Regions from separate parts of the Homo sapiens genome. Here region 1 is linked to region 2. A link is an interaction called in ENCODE POLR2A ChIA-PET data of the cell type or tissue named here. Cell type or tissue: HepG2. All regions are shown on one strand. Each heading gives the region's core, and the rest is flanking DNA. Links, peaks and the distances in the headings are about the cores only. Region 1 holds the start of NOTCH3 (notch receptor 3). Region 2 overlaps BRD4 (bromodomain containing 4).

What was found. Peaks named below come from ENCODE experiments on the same cell type or tissue, not always from the same donor. Only the 100,000 strongest peaks of a DNase experiment are listed, where the experiment ranks them.
Region 1: POLR2A ChIA-PET joins it to region 2 with 7 read pairs; 2 of 35 experiments call an interaction of 5 or more read pairs at or near these places.

Annotation. Positions count from the first base shown.
Region 1 is chr19:15,198,458-15,202,840 of GRCh38, reverse strand. It overlaps NOTCH3 (notch receptor 3), which reads left to right and starts at 1,846. Exons shown (of 33, transcript NM_000435.3): 1 at 1,846-2,053. The coding sequence starts at 1,936. RefSeq lists enhancers at 962-1,461, 1,462-1,963 and a silencer at 2,550-2,776. In HepG2, for the core only: no CTCF peak of the experiment used is centred there; no DNase peak of the experiment used is centred there; H3K4me3 peaks cover 809 bases; H3K27me3 peaks cover 2,008 bases.
Region 2 is chr19:15,300,696-15,305,078 of GRCh38, reverse strand. All of the region lies in intron 1 of BRD4 (bromodomain containing 4), which reads left to right. Among named protein-coding and RNA genes, the nearest start is that of BRD4, 30 kb to the left of the region's middle. In HepG2, for the core only: no CTCF peak of the experiment used is centred there; DNase peaks (open chromatin) are centred at 868 and 2,648; H3K4me3 peaks cover 324 bases.

The DNA of each region.
Region 1 (4,383 bases), core at 189-4,188, 100 kb after region 2:
GTACCCCAGGCCCTTCCCAGATTCCATGCCTTTCTCTGGCCCAGCCCTGAGCCCTCCACACTGGGTGTGTGTGCGTCTAGCTTTTTCTTCCCCAGACTGGAAGTTCCTCCAGGGCTGGGCTCCAGGCCTCTCAGGGTCCCCATTCTTTCCACAGGAACAGAGGGAGCTGCAGGAAGCCTGTGCAGCATGACTGATTTGGGAAAAGGCAATTGATCAAGGCTGGGCGTGGTGGCTCACGCCTGTAATCCCAGCACTTTGGGAGGCTGAGGCGGGCGGATCACTTGAAGTCAGGAGTTCGAGACCAGCCTGGCCAACATGGCAAAACCCAGTCTCTACTAAAAAAATAGAAGCTGGGCGCGGTGGCTCACGCCTGTAATCCCAACACTTTGGGAGGCTGAGGCAGGCAGATCACGAGGTCAGGAGATCGAGACCATCCTGGCTGACACGGTGAAACCCCGTCTCTACTAAAAATACAAAAAAAAAATTAGCAGAGCATGGTGCCAGTTGCCTGTAGTCCCAGCTACTCGGACGGCTGAGGCAGGAGAATGGTGTGAACCCAGGAGGCGGAACTTGCAGTGAGCGGAGATCATGCCACTGCACTTCAGCCTGGGCAACAGAGCGAGACTCCGTCTCAAAAACAAACAAACAAGTAAACAAAAACCCAGAAAAAATTAGCCACGTATGGTGGCGCACACCTCTAATCCCAGCTACTTGGCAGATTGTGGGGGTGGGGGCTGAGGAAGGAGAATCGCTTGAACCTGGGAGGTAGAGCTTGCAGTGAGCCAAGATAGGGACACTGCACTCCAGCCTGGGTGACAGAGCGACACGCTGTCTCAAAAAAAAAAAAAAAAAGAAAAGAGAATTAATCAAATTGAGCCAGATAGGCTGAGGCCCAAAGCTGTGTGGGGTATGGGGGTGGGACTAGGGGGCTGGGGTGACCCTTTGAGAGTCACAGAGGAAGTGGGTTGCTTTCTGGGAGGGCTGAGAGCAAGAAGAGTTTGTGTGTGCATGTGTGAACACACACACATGCATGTGACTCCTAGTACGTGTCTGAGGTCTGAGGCTGCAAATGTAGTCCTAGGCTCCTGGCCTGGCTGAGTGAGTTTTAGCGGTTTTTTGTTTGTTTGTTTTGTTTGAGACAGGGTCTTACTCTGTTGCCCAGGCTGGAGCGCAGTGGTACGATTTCGGCTAAGTGCAACCTCAGCCTCCTGGGTTGAAGCGATTTTCCTGCTTCAGCCTCTCGAATAGCTGGGACTACAGGCGTGCGCCACCACGCTCAGCTAATTTTTGTATTTTCAGTAGAGTCCGGGTTTCACCATGTTGGCCAGGCTGGTCTCCAACTCTTGACCTCAAGTGATCCATCCACCTCTGCCTCTCAAAGTGCTGGGATTACAGGCCGGAGCCACCGCGCCCGGTCCGACTTTTAGGTTTGTGAATGTTTTAGATCAGAGTCCTGGGGAAGCTTGGTGCATGGGCTTGCATTTGTGCGTCCGTGGCTGTGGGTCCATGAGCCTCTCAGGACGTGACTGGCCTCAGTTTCCAGAGTTTCTGGGAGGCTGTGTTTTTTGTCCCGGCTCCAGAGGTGTCCGGCTCTGGGTGTGTACTGGGGGATGGGGATGGGGTGCGTGGGCGTTCACGAGGTTGGGTGTGCCCGCCACTCCGGGTTCTGCCCGCGTCTCACTGCATGCTCGGCCTGGGTTTCCGAGGGTCCGCGCGTCCCAGGCTGTGCGGGTGGAGGGTGGGCAGGGACCCCGGGAGGCCGGGCGGGGGGCGGGGGCGCGCTGGGCCGGCCCCGGGGCGGGGCGAGCCTTCGAGGGCTGGGGGCGGGGCGGCCCGGCCGCCTCACTTCGGCGAAGTTGGCGGCGCGGAGGCTGGCCCGGGACGCGCCCGGAGCCCAGGGAAGGAGGGAGGAGGGGAGGGTCGCGGCCGGCCGCCATGGGGCCGGGGGCCCGTGGCCGCCGCCGCCGCCGTCGCCCGATGTCGCCGCCACCGCCACCGCCACCCGTGCGGGCGCTGCCCCTGCTGCTGCTGCTAGCGGGGCCGGGGGCTGCAGGTGAGGGGCCGGGACCTGGCGGATGGGACGAGGGCGGCAGAGGGGGAGTGCAAGAACCCCCAAGGCCGGGGCTGGCGGGGGTTCATGGGAGGCAGGAACCAGGGTCGGGGAAGGGGCGCAGGAGCCCCGGGCTTCATGCCAGTCCTGGAGGACCCAGAGATTCAGAATGGGGAGGACCCCAGAGGCCCAAGGAACAGGGACCCTTGAGCGATTAGAGCTGAAGATGAAGGGACCCAGGAGTCCGAGACTGGGAGCTCGAGGTGCGGGGATCAGGGACTCGAGGTGGGGGGGTGCGTACAGAGTTCGGGACTCGTCCCCATCCAACTCACGCCTGGAGTCCTGGGTAGGTTATGATTGGGGGCCCAGGTACTTCTAGGCCGGGGACCTCTCGCACAAAAGCCCCCCCACCCCGCCCCCGACACCCCGGGCGGGCTGGGCCAGGCGGGGGGTGGGGAGGGGGCGCGAAGTTCTGGGAGCTCTGAACTCGGAGAAAACTTCCCAGGCCGGCGCGCAGCAAGACCCGGAGCCGGATTCCGAGCCGGAGCCTCGGCGGCGCGCGCGCCCCCTCCCCCGCCCGCAGCCCGCCTCTCTCCTCTGGCCGCGGGGACCCGGAGGCCCTGGGACCCCGCCCCTGCGCGGGGAGGGGAAGGGGCGAGGGCCCACGTGCTCCCCTTCGGCTCCAGCGCCCCCTCCCCGCGGCCAGAGCCCCTCCCCAGCCGGCCAGGGGCCCCCGCCCCTCCTCCTCTCCTCCCTCCCCTCCCCCGCTCGGGACAATGGCCGCGCCGTCTAGACACCCCCTCCCTCCGGCCGGCCTCGCGCTTTCTTTGCCAGACAAAGCGGGACCCGCGGCTGGGCCGGGGAGGGGGCTGCGGGGGCACCCCCCTCACCGCTACGGGAGGCCTGGTGGGCGGGGGAGGGGCGCGGGCCAAGGCCCCTGGCCAGGGGTCCCAGACGCCAGTGTGGGGCTTGGCGCTGGGCGGGGTGGGGGTTTCGGGAGTGAACGGCCTCCCCAGCCCAGCCCCGGGGCCCGGACGGGGCAGGACCAGGCAGGAGCCGCCGCCTCCGCCGGACCAGCGGCGCACACACATGGCCTGTGACACACTCGCTGGCACACATAGCTCTAGGTCACGTAACAGAGATGCAAACCTGCACACACACAGCACACTCGCAGACTTGCACACCTGGCTCAGGAAAGACACACCCAGCTGCACGCACACAGCTCACACATTGACATACATACACACACAAATATGATCACACAGGTGTGGCACACACGCTGCCTGCACACACTCAGACAGCACATAGATGAAGACTCAAGGACATGCTTACACCCAGCTCACACATGCAGATGGACAGACACAGCCAACCCATACACAGACACAGCGGTGCACACACAGGTCACACCAACACACAGCTGTACACCCATTTACACGGTTCACATACACAGACGCACAACAGACACAACCTGCATACAGACAGCACACACATCTGTGCATTCCCGTATGGGTGTGCAGCTCATACACACACGGGCACACCCACGCTGACATGCATGTACAGATAGACTCACATGTAGCTGCAACTGAGACACAATAGATGCATGCCCAAATCCACATACAGACACACAAGCCCGTGCACGCACACACATGTGGCTCACATTGCCTACAGCTCAGGGTGGCCCATAGCCCATGTTATGGGACCCACAGTGTGAGTTCACGAACACCCACAGGTCCTGGTGTGGGTGATGGTGTCCAGTCGGCTTGTCCTGTGAGGAAGGGGCATATACTATGTAGGCCCATGCTCAGGTTCAGCTCGACAGATTCTGTAACTCACCCTCTTGTTTTCTATTTCTTTCTGTCCTTCTCTCTCTCTTTTTTTTTTTTGAGACAGTCTCACTCTGTTGCCAGGCTGGCATGCAGTGGCGCAATCTCGGGTCACTGCAACCTCCGCTTCCCAGGTTCAAGCGATTCTCCTGCCTCAGCCTCCCGAGTAGCTGGGACTACAGGCGTGCGCCACCACACCCAGCTAATTTTTTTTTGGAGATGGAGTTTGGCTCTTGTTGCCCAGGGTGGAGTGCAATGGCGTGATCTCGGCTCACTGGAACCTCTGGCTCCTGGGTTCAAGCGATTCTCCTGCCTCAGCCTCCTGAGTAGCTAGGATTACAGGCACCTGCTACCATGCCCAGCTAAGTTTTATATTTTTAGAACAGACTGGGTTTCACTGTGTTGGCCAGGCTGGTCTCGAACTCCTGACCTCAGGTGATCCACCAGCCTCGGCCTCCCAAAGTGTTGGGATTAGAGGCGTGAGCCACCATGCCTGGCCGCTTTCTATTT
Region 2 (4,383 bases), core at 228-4,227:
CCATTGCACTCCAGCCTGGGCAACAACTCCGTCTCAAAAAAAAAAAAAAAAAAAAGATGGTCTTAATTTTAATGTAGGTGAATTTATGAATCTTTGTTTTACGGTTGGTGGGAAGAACACTATCCTGAAGTGAAATATATTTTATATTTTCTTCTGGAAGTTGTAAGGTTTTGCCCTTCCAATTCATGCCCTTGATCCATCAGGAAATGATTTTTTGGGGGTATAAGGTGAGGAGTCAGGTGTGACCTTAGATGAATTACCGATTTCTTCTCGCATCAGCTTCCTTGGCTGCAAAACTGAGACCCTAATCCCTGCCCTGTGCGAGGTTCTTGTGAGGTCGGAATACAGCATACAGACACATTGAGCCCCATGTCTCAGTAAGCATTCAGTAATTGCTTGTTGGTTTAAGTCCAACCTTCTTCCCTAAGCATGTGGACACTCAGGGAAAGTTGGCGCTTAACTGGGAAAGTTGTTGCTCGTACATTGTCTGCCAGCTTACTACAAGCATCATGGCCAGGCTGGGTTTGGCTGCTCAGCACATCCCCTGGCAGGGCACTGGCGGCCTGGAAAATGTATAGCAGGCAGGTGCTCAGTCAGTCCTAGAGCTGATTTCATGTGATATCTGATGCATTTATTATAGAAATGAAAGCATAAAAATGTGTTTTAACTGTTTCCTACTCCCCCGGCACAGTGACAAGGCTGATTCCAGGCACAGCTTGGTTAGGCCAGCACTTGTAACTATGGTGGGGAGCCTCGAGGCACTGAGTGAGCTCAGCCTCCTTGGGCAGAAAAGCTTGTTTAGTTATTGCCAGCACACACTGTGTGTTCCTGTGGGCAAACAAACAGACGGCTGGAGATCCGGGGGACCTGGTAGTCGTCAGCATTTATGTCACCACCGTATGCCTTCTCTGAATGACTTGCGGAAGAATAGAGTGGGTTGGGATTATGTGGTAAGTGTAAAAAAGTTAGCGATCAGAGGGACTTTGGGTTTACCTCTGGAGAGGACATAATGAAGGTAATCCTTCACTGTGACGGATGAGTGGATATTTCTTTGTACCCTGAGCTCTTTCATCCTACCTTGGTGGTCAAATGTGAGAGCAAGTGCTTTGGGGCTCAGAGGGCATCACTCCAAGCATTCTGCATGGAGTCTGTTGTGGTGAATGTTCTTGCTGGCATCTTGATCAAGGACTTTGTCATCATTAGCCATCAAATGCTTGTTGGTCCTTCTCAACCCTGTAATGTTGATACTTAAAAAACTGGAAACATCCTGACAGAAACAGTCGAGAAGTGGTTGTGTGAGCTCTGGTTATCGCATTACAGTTAAAGTTGGCAGATAGGTTCTGTATTCAGTGCCCCATCAAAAACAGAACACAGACTATATAAGGGGAATATTGTTTGTAAGTAACTCTGTGGGCTAATTGTGCAAATAGGTGCTAGAATGCTGGGCAGCCTTTTTCCTTCTTCGTGGCTTTGTTGCATTTTATTGTATTGTTGTATTGCATTTTATTGTAATGACAGTTACTCCTTTTGATAAGATGATCTCAGTAGATAGGCTGAATTGTCCTGTTTAAGGCTACTTTTCTCCTCTGAATCTAAAGGTGTTCGCTGTCAGAGCTAGTACGGAGTTTTGAATTTGGCACTGTGTTGCCTAACCGTCTTCTCCCCCCGCCCCATCCCCGCATAGGCAAATAGTTTTACTAGTTTGACATTTAATCAAAATTTAAACATGGGGCCAAGGAAGGTCCTCCAGGAAGCATTAGTATGAAAAATATTGTAAACAGTAGCTTTGTTCTAGCCACACAATTTGGATTTCTCAAGATTAACTGTCTGTACATAAACACTCTTGAATAGCTATGTATTAACTTTCCCCTACTTTGAGCTGGAAATAGCTTCTCTTCTCCAGTTGATGTGAATGCAGGGGTAGTGTACCCTACATGGACTGTGTATTACTCCTTTAAGATTGTTGGTCTTGCTGCTTTGTTCTCTCAGTGTAAAGCACAAGTCACAGAACCATGGTTTACCTTAACTAGAGCCCTCCTTTCAGAAAAGCACTTTTTTTTTTTTTTTTTTTGCGACGGAGTCTCGCTCTGTGGCCCAGGCTGGAGTGCAGTGGCGCGATCTCGGCTCACTGCAAGCTCCGCCTCCCGGGTTCACGCCATTCTCCTGCCTCGGCCTCTCAAGTAGCTGGGACTACAGGTGACCGCCACCACGCCTGGCTAATTTTTTTTGTATTTTTTAGTAGAGACGGGGTTTCACTGTTTTAGCCAGGATGGTCTCGATCTCCTAACCTCGTGATGCGCCCGCCTCGGCCTCCCAAAGTGCTGAGATTACAGGCGTGAACCACTGCGCCCGGCCCAGAAAAGCACTTTTTAATTTTTTAATCCTTTTTTTTTTTTTTTTTTTTTTTTTTGAGTCGGAGTCTTGCTCAGTTGTCCAGGCTGGAGTGCAGTGGCACGATCTCAGCTCACTGCAACTTCCGCCTCCTGGGCTCAAGCAATTCTCCTGCCTCAGCCTCCTGAGTTGCTGGAATTACAGGCATGTGCCACGATGCCTGGCTAATTTTTGCATTTTTAGTAGAGACAGGGTTTTGCCATGTTGGCCAGGCTGGCCTTGATCTGTTGACCTCGTGAGCCACCGTGCGTGGCCGAACTGCTCTGTTTTACAGACAGGAAACACAAGGCTGAGAACATCTGTTACTCAGAGTCCCCCAGGTTAGCATGGAAGCTCGTGGTTCAGACCAGGCTGTCCTTGCCTGCTGCACTTGCAGGTCTGTCTGCCTTCCCTGCAAAGCAGCATCTCCCAGTCCTGGGGGGTCTCTGTACCAGGTCTAAAGGGGGTCAGGGTGGTGTACTGCATGTGGTTTGTTTATTCTCTTAAGTTTATATGCAATAAAATTCCCCTTTTTTTTTTTTGAGATGAAGTCCCACTCTGTCTCCCAGACTGGAGGGCAGTGGCGTAATCTTGGCTCACTGCAACCTCTGCCTGCTGGGTTCAAGCAATTCTGGAGTCTCAACCTCTCAAGTAGCTGGAATTACAGGCCTGCGCCACCATGTCCAGCTGATTTTTGTATTTTTAGTGCAGATGGAGTTTTACCATGTTGGCCAGGCTGGTCTCAAACTCCTGACCTCAAATGATACTCCTGCCTCATCCTCCTAATGTGCTGGGACCATAGGCGTGAGACTCAGCAACTTTTTTTTTTTTTTTTTTTTTTTTCTTTGAGACGGAGTCTCGCTCTGTCGCCCAGGCTGGAGTGCAGTGGCACAGTCTTCGGCTTACTGCAACCTCTGCCTCCCAGGTTCACACCATTCTCCTGCCTCAGCCTCCTGAGTAGCTGGGACTACAGGCGCCCACCACCATGCCTGGCCAATTTTTTGTATTTTTAGTAGAGATGAGGTTTCACTGTGTTAGCCAGGATGGTCTCGATCTCCTGACCTCGTGATCTGTCCACCTCGGCTTCCCAAAGTGCTGGGATTACAGGCGTGAGTCACTGCACCCAGCCTTTTTTTTTTTTGTTTTGAGACGTAGTCTTGCTCTGTCGCCCAGGCTGGAGTGCAGTGTGGTGCGATCTCGGCTCACTGCAACCTCTGCCTCTCGGGTTCAAGTGATTCTCCTGCTTCAGCCTCCTGAGTACCTGGGATTACAGGTGCGCACCACCATGCCCGACTAATTTTTGTATTTTTAGTAGAGGCGGGGTTTCACCATGTTGGTCAGGCTGGTCTTGAACTCCTGACGTCGTGATTTGCCCGCCTTGGCCTCCCAAAGTGCTGGGATTACAGGCGTGAGCCACCGTGTCCGGCTCCTCAGCAACGATTGATCTGTTTTCTGTGTCTATGATTTTGCTTTTTCTAGAATGTCATATTAAATGGAAAATGGCATCATACAATGCAGGGGAGGTAGAGGTTGAGTCAGGCTTCTTTTCGTTAACATAGTTTATTAGAGTCATCTGACTACTTAGTGGGAGTGTTTCAGTTGTTTCTTTTCATTGCTGAGTAGTGTTTCATCATATGGATAGACCCCAGCTTTTTCTGCATTTCTCAGTTGAAGGACACGTGGATGGTTTCTAGTTTTTGGTGATTCTTAATGAAGCTGCTAAAGCTATTCACATGCAGTTCTTTGTGTGAACATGTTTTTCTTTCTTTTGGTTAAAGACCTGCAAGTGAGATGGCTGGGTCATTGGAATAAATACATGTTTAGCTTTACAGGAAACTCTCAGATGTTTCTGGAGGGTTGCATCATTTTTCGCCCTCATCAGCAGTGGATGAGAGTTTTAGTCGTTGCTCATCTTCACTAGCACTTGGTATTGTCAGGGTTTTAGGGGTGGGAAGCAGTGGATTCACATAGTCTTGCAGTGGTATCAGTGTGGCTGTGATTTGTATTTCTTCA